2 separate regions of the Homo sapiens genome follow, and region 1 is linked to region 2. The links are chromatin contacts, found by Hi-C or POLR2A ChIA-PET in ENCODE. All regions are on one chromosome and are shown on one strand. Each heading gives the region's core, a stretch centred on a gene start or an enhancer-like site at or near the end of the contact. The rest is flanking DNA. Distances are from core to core; before and after follow the strand shown.

Region 1 (3,292 bases), core at 625-3,124, 2.4 Mb after region 2:
GGAGGCTGAGGCAGGGGAATCGCTTGAACCCAGGAGGCGGAGGATGCAGTGAGCTGAGATCAGGTCAGTGCACTCCAGCCTGGGTGATAGAGCGAGACTCCGTCTCAAAAAAAAAAAAAAAAAAAAAAAAAAAAAAAATATATATATATATATATATATGTATATGTATATATGTATGTGTGTGTGTGTATATATATAAATATATGTAAATAAATATAAATATATATAAATACATATAAATAAATAAATATATATATAAGCATACTATGTATGTACTGCGTCGTTTGGCAGTCATTTTGCTAAGTGCAGATGACACAAAGAAGAGCAAAAAGCAACATCCCACTTCTAGAGCTGAGAGTTGCAGCACATGTGAGTGAGGGCTCAAATCCTGGGCCAGGAACCCATGATGGAGAGTTCCATTGCTGCTGGGCTTCATGTGTCTGATTTAGAGTTAATGCAATCCTGTCTGTTGTGGAGAGTGCACGAAGGCATATGAAAAGGGGAGAAGCAGACCGGGCGCGGTGGCTCACGCCTGTAATCCCAGCACTTTGGGTGTCCGAGGCGGGTGGATCACGAGGTCAGGGGTTCGAGACCAGCACGGCCAAGATGGTGAAACCCCGTCTCTACTAAAAGTACAAAAATTAGCCAGGTGTGGTGGCGGGCGCCTGTAATCCCAGCTGCTCGGGAGGCTGAGTCAGAGACTCGCTTGAACCCGGGAGGCAGAGGTTGCAGTGAGCCGAGATCGCACCACTGCACTCCAGCCTGGGCGAAAGAACGAGGCTCCGTCTTAAAAAAAAAAAAAGGCGGGGGAGGAGCAGCATATTCACAGTAAGGAGAAATGACTGTCATTGTGTTTACTGACGTTTCTCTAGGGAAGAAGCCCTGGCCAAATCCCACCCTTCAACCCCCCAGGGGCCTAACAGAAGAATGCACATCCTCGGGAGCTACCTAAATCTACTGAATTACAATGCATATGGGCGGGGCCCAGGAATCTGCAGTTTAATAACGAATATCCCCAGGCCATTGTTATGTACGCTTAAGACCTGAGAACCATTGGCCTCTCCAACCTTTTCTCACTTCACCTATTAAAAGCCCTATTTTATAGAGGAGGAAATTGAGGCATAGGTTAATTAACTTGCTAAAGTCACATGGAACCTAGACCAGCTGGAATCTAGACCAGCTTGAGATACAGTTCTTTTCTTTTTCTTTCTTTCTTTTTTTTTTTTTTTGAGAGACGGAGTCTTACTCTTACTCTGTCGCTCAGGCTGGAGTGCAGTGGCGTGATCTCGGCCCACTGCAACCTCCGCTTCCCGGGTTTAAGCGATTCTCCTGCCTCAGCTTCCCAAGTGGCTGGGACTACAGGCGTGCGCCACCACACCCAACTAATTTTTGTATTTTTGTTTTTTTTAAGTAGAGACGGGGTTTCACCATGTGTTGGCCAGGCTGGTCTCGAACTCCTGACCTCAGACTCGGCCTCCCAAAGTGCTTGGATTACAAGGTGTGAGTCACCGCGCCCGGCCAGCTCTTAGTCTTAAACCCAACAGTACGTTATCTCCTTTTGCTAACTGATTTGTTGCTAAAACTTCAACAAGCACTGGACTTGGAGTTTGAACACTTAGTCTGAGGGCCCACTATGTTCAGTCTAGTGAGTCTGAGCAATTAACTCACATTTTGAATTTCAAGTCTCTCGCCTTAGGCAAAACACCACCACCTGATGCTCACCAGAGGGGCGTGACGCGGCAGCTGGGCAGGGAAGGGATGGGAAGGGATGGGAAGGGAGGCGATCGATAACTCCGGTGTGCCGCTGACTGTTGGATTGGCTCGAACTTCTCCCGCCAGGCCTAACCTACTCCCGCGCACTCCTGGGCCCGCCCAGCCGCCATCTTGGTCTAGGAGGGAGCGCGCCGCACGCGTGAGTAAACAGCCGGAGCTGGGAAAGTCGAGCTCTGGCAGCGTCTGGGTGCTGAGGGGCAGAGGCGGAGAGAACCCTGTCCTGATCTTCCTAGGTGGGATAAATATCGGGGTGACAGTGGTAGGCCGCGGGGAACCCTCAGTCTGCCCACCCTCCGCCCCCTCGCGGCGAGATGCCTCGTTCCCCGGGCTTCTCCCGCCCTCCGCCGATCTCCTCCCTCTGTTGAAAGCTGCCCGGGAAAGTGGTGGCGGGAGCGGGCCCAGGCCCGAATGTGGCGTGGGCTCAGGTGTCTGGTGTCGGGCGCCGGAGGAGGTTCGCGCTGGGGTTTGGTGATTCGGAGGCCTGGGGTGCAGACGCGGCGTGGCTGTGAGGCCCGGGCGGGCGTGCGGGTGTGAGGGCCGGACTCACACTGGGCCGCCGCGGGGCTGTTTCCATCGGTCACTGGATTTTCTCCTCTTCCGGTTCGGGCCTCAGGGTGGCCGACATGACGGCCAGGGGTCAGAGCCCCCTCGCGCCGCTGTTGGAGACTTTGGAAGACCCTTCTGCCTCCCATGGAGGGCAGACTGACGCTTACCTGACTCTGACCAGGTGAGGTCCGCCACGGGGCGTAGCGGAGAGTGGGGCGCTCTATAGTGGGGAGAAAGAAGGTGGTTGGGAGGGGCGCGTAGAATGAATGTGAGTTCTAGAAGTCTAGCAAATGTGAGGACGCCCGAGTCGCGGACGCCTTGGGGGGCGGGGGAGATGTATTCTAGGTGACGTTCCCGGGTACTGCTGCTGCTGCGCTTGAGGTGTGTGTTTGGAACGAGGGAGCATGCACGTGTGTTTTGCAAGCGAGGGATTTTTAAAAGTTTCGGTTGGAAGTAGTTGTTGGAGGAGGGGTCTTCAGTGTAAACCTCCGATGTGTTGGGAAAATGTGGCTACCCAGAGTTTTTTTAACAGAGCAATACACTGATTTTTATTAATTGCAAAATGCTTCAAAGTAATTTTCATAGAAATGTACTAAAGTTTTGTAAAACCCTTTGGAAAGGCTTAGCAAATCGTTAGTAACTAGGAATAGGGATCCCTGTTCTGTCTTTTTGGAGTCAGGTTGTCACAACTTGCATGTACTCGATGTAAAAACTTATTCTGAGGGTTTTTCTACTTTCATTTCTGATATATATTGCATTATATATTCTGTATACCCTTAAGGACCTTACCTACTGGGTCAATTCATTTGCAGGAGTTAGAAAGTAATTTTTAAAAAGATTGTACATGTATTTTTGAGAGTATTTTTTTTTTTCCTGTCAACTACTTAAACTTGTGTTCTTCCTGCTTTTTAAGTCGTATGACTGGAGAAGAAGGAAAAGAAGTAATTACAGAAATTGAGAAAAAACTTCCTCG
Region 2 (3,129 bases), core at 597-3,096:
ACCAGCCTTAGCGAGACTCTGTCTCAATAATAATAATAATAAAATAAAATAAATTAAAAATTAGCTAGGTATGGCAGCTTACGCCTGTAGTCCCAACCACTTGGGAGGCTGAGGTGGGAAATTGAGCCCAGTAATTTGAGGCTGTGGTGAGCCATGTTTGTGTCACTGCACTCTAGTCTGGGTGACAGAATGACAATCTTTCTCAAAAAAACAAACAAAAAAGGATCAATGAGTTTATATATATATATATGGGTTATATTTATTGATATGTATCATATTAGAAATTAAAGCAAAATATTTAGAATACTGCCGGGTTCATTTAAAAAATAGTAATAAGCCCATACATGTTACCACAAATGTGATTTGTAATGAAAATAACTATTTTCAAAACAAAAAATAGCCAAATGGCATTGTTTTACATTTTTGCAAATCTCTTTGATGCCTGGTTATTTAATAGATGGCAGCTGGATTCCCCCAGCTGTTTCTGCATTCTGTCTGTTGCGGTGTGCTGTTTTGGTTGAAGTATATAAAGATAATCCCCCTTTGTCACACCAGACAAGATTCTTGGCCATTGGACAGCTAAGAAAACTGTGGAATGGGGAAGTTGGGATCATAGTGCCCGTATCACAGGCTTGTCTGGGATTGAATGAGAGAATGTGAAAGAAGAGAGAAAAAAGTCTTAGAAGAATACCTGGCAAAAATTAGGCCCCCGTGCATGTTAGCTAATGTTAAAGTGGTCATGGGGACAGACCTGAAAAGACAGCTGAGGTGGGACTGCAGGGAGAGAGGACAGAAATAACTGTAGGTAGGTGCTGCTATGGCAGAGGACTTTGAAACTGGCAATCTCAACCCAAAGAAGGGAATTGTGGAGCACCCGGAGGCAAGAATTCCTGATTCCATCTACAGCACAGTAGGCTCCTCCACTTTAATACTCCTCAGCTTCATGGTTCTCAGAGTCATAAATTCAGAGCAACTAAAATTGTTCCTCCACAGCAGATTGTACCAAAGCTCCAATGAGATAAATCCACTTCTATTCAGCAGTGATAAGTAGAGTACAATTGGTAATTCTTATAATGTGGGGATTGAATTATAAAAAGGCAAAAGAAAAACTAAAACTATGTACTGTTTGGATTAAGCTTAAATCCACTGCAAGCAATTGCAAAAGCCCAAGTTGGGTGTGAAAACGGTCTCTAAATACTTCTTGCAAAACCCTTGTATAATTAACTTCCTTCATTAGCTTTCCCCACCCCTTCTAAAGAAAGGTGATTTTATTTCCTCCTAAATCTGGTCACACGTTGCCACTTTGAATTACCATCTCCAGTTTGGCAGAGTGCCAGGGGAAGTCCTAGAGCAGGTCAGTTGGTCCAGTCCCCTGCCTCTAAGTGAGTGAGTGGCTACTTGGAAGAGAGTCAACAGGACTGGGTTTTAAAGATTCTCCAGACTCCTCAGTCTCTCTGGGATTAGAACAGACAGAAATGCTTTATCTCAGGGCAAAACCATTTACCTTTAAAATTTATATCTATTTTCTCCCATGAATTTATCTAAGGATATGAAGATCCAGATAGTGGGAAGGATGGATGAGAGCATCCTGCTGGAATCCATGTTTCTTGGGCCTGCTGGAAAGACTTCTCAGCAGACAGGCCTGTAGAGATCCTTAACTGGGGATGAAGAGGAACGCTGCATCCTAGTAAAGAAAGGACCCTTCATTGGCAGAGTTCCTGTGCTTTTCCTCTCCTTTCTCACTCTCCTTGAGGTGACTAAACTAAGCAGGTGGGGCCTCCTTTGTGGCCCCGTGTTTCTTCCAAACTATGAGCCAAAACCTGCTGAATCTTGCCCAGCGGGGATCGGGGGCTTTGACTGAGAGGCCTTCCAGGGGGAAATTGTGTCACTTTATGGTCTGCTGGAGTTATTGAGGCCGCCCCATTGCATTTGTGTCTAGTGCTTGCTGTGTCAACACGGTTTGGCTGCAAACATTGCGTCAGGCCATAATCCCACAATCCAAGGTATGTGCTGGCACCTCTCTGCCTCCAGGCACGCAGAACGGCCATCTCATCCGACCAAGGGGATCTTATCTGACCAGGGGGATAGCGTGCGTGGAGAAATGAACCTGTGAGAAAGTGAAATGGCAGTTTCAGTGGTGGCATTCAGGCAGGCACTCCTATTGGTTTTCAGCTCAGAATGCATTTTAAATAACAACTATGACCATGCTTTTAGGTTTTTCACTTCTAATTCTGGCAATAAGCCCAAAATTTCACCAGAAAGGCCATGTTCTTCCCAAAGACATCTTACTCTCTGTGACTTCTAAAAATGACAGAAATATCACCCTCTAGGGTTGTTTAAGCCCTTCTTAGTTGTGTAGCTTTGCCACTGTGGGTGATTATACCAAATGAGTTCTGTGAATATTTTTTCTTGTCAGTGAAGAGGTGGTTTTGTTTTTGTTTTTGTTTTTTTGAGACTGAGTCTCACTCTGTCACCCAGGCTGGAGTGCAGCAGCATGATCTCGGCTCACTGCAACCTCTGCTTCCCAGGTTCAAGCGATTCTCCTGTTTCAGCCTCCCAAGTAGCTGGGACTACACATACAAGCCACCATGCCGGGCTAATTTTTGTATTTTTAGTAGAGATGGGGTTTCACCATGTTGGCTGGGCTGGTTTCAAACTCCTGACCTCGAGTGATCCACCCGCGTTGGCCTCCCAAACCAAAGTGCTGGGATTATAGGCATCAGCCACTGCACTTGGCCAAGAGGTGGTATTTTTAAAAAGAATGTGTTGTTCTGTTTTTTTTTTTCTATTCAGTTTCTGTTCCGTATTTCTTCTCCCTTTTTCACCCACTTTGCTTGTATCTGCTTTAATAACCCCTTTCTAGACTGAGAATTTTTCTATTTATATGTAACTTACATCCTGCTGATTTATGCAAAATATGTGAGGTTGCTTACAATATTATAACATATAAATCAGAAGAGTGAAGAAAAAAAAGAGCATGGTAGCGGGAATCTGAGATATTACCACAGTTGAGCACCAAATGTTGATATAAGCCTTCTAGAGGCAAAACAGAAAGCATAATGCATAATGTGTCAGGTTACAGAGGGCTTTTTTTTTTTTTTTTTTTAATCAAAAGAGAAGTTGGGCTTT

The links. A loop is a pair of places that touch in the nucleus more often than their neighbours do. ChIA-PET counts read pairs that join two places held with the same protein, here RNA polymerase II (POLR2A). Pooled maps may share reads with other maps.
Region 1: a loop to region 2 is called in a pooled map, with 4 times the contacts of the local background. The contact joins the promoter of RIF1 here to the enhancer-like site in region 2. A Hi-C loop is called at or near these places in 1 of 37 single-sample maps with no recorded cell type and 2 of 50 pooled maps. POLR2A ChIA-PET finds 5 or more read pairs at or near these places in 2 of 52 experiments (B cell and OCI-LY7).

Annotation. Positions count from the first base shown.
Region 1 is chr2:151,408,028-151,411,319 of GRCh38, forward strand. RIF1 (replication timing regulatory factor 1) reads left to right here and starts at 1,875. Exons shown (of 36, transcript NM_018151.5): 1 at 1,875-2,006; 2 at 2,387-2,500; 3 at 3,233-3,292. The coding sequence starts at 2,397. RefSeq lists enhancers at 786-1,484, 1,485-2,183, 1,788-1,947 and a silencer at 788-1,082.
Region 2 is chr2:149,018,630-149,021,758 of GRCh38, forward strand. All of the region lies in intron 25 of KIF5C (kinesin family member 5C), which reads left to right. Among named protein-coding and RNA genes, the nearest start is that of LYPD6B, 19 kb to the right of the region's middle. Within about 2 kb of position 1,847, at least 5 of the 41 ENCODE cell types and tissues checked have a DNase peak (open chromatin) inside an H3K27ac peak, as active enhancers do; they include B cell and OCI-LY7, where a contact is called at or near this core.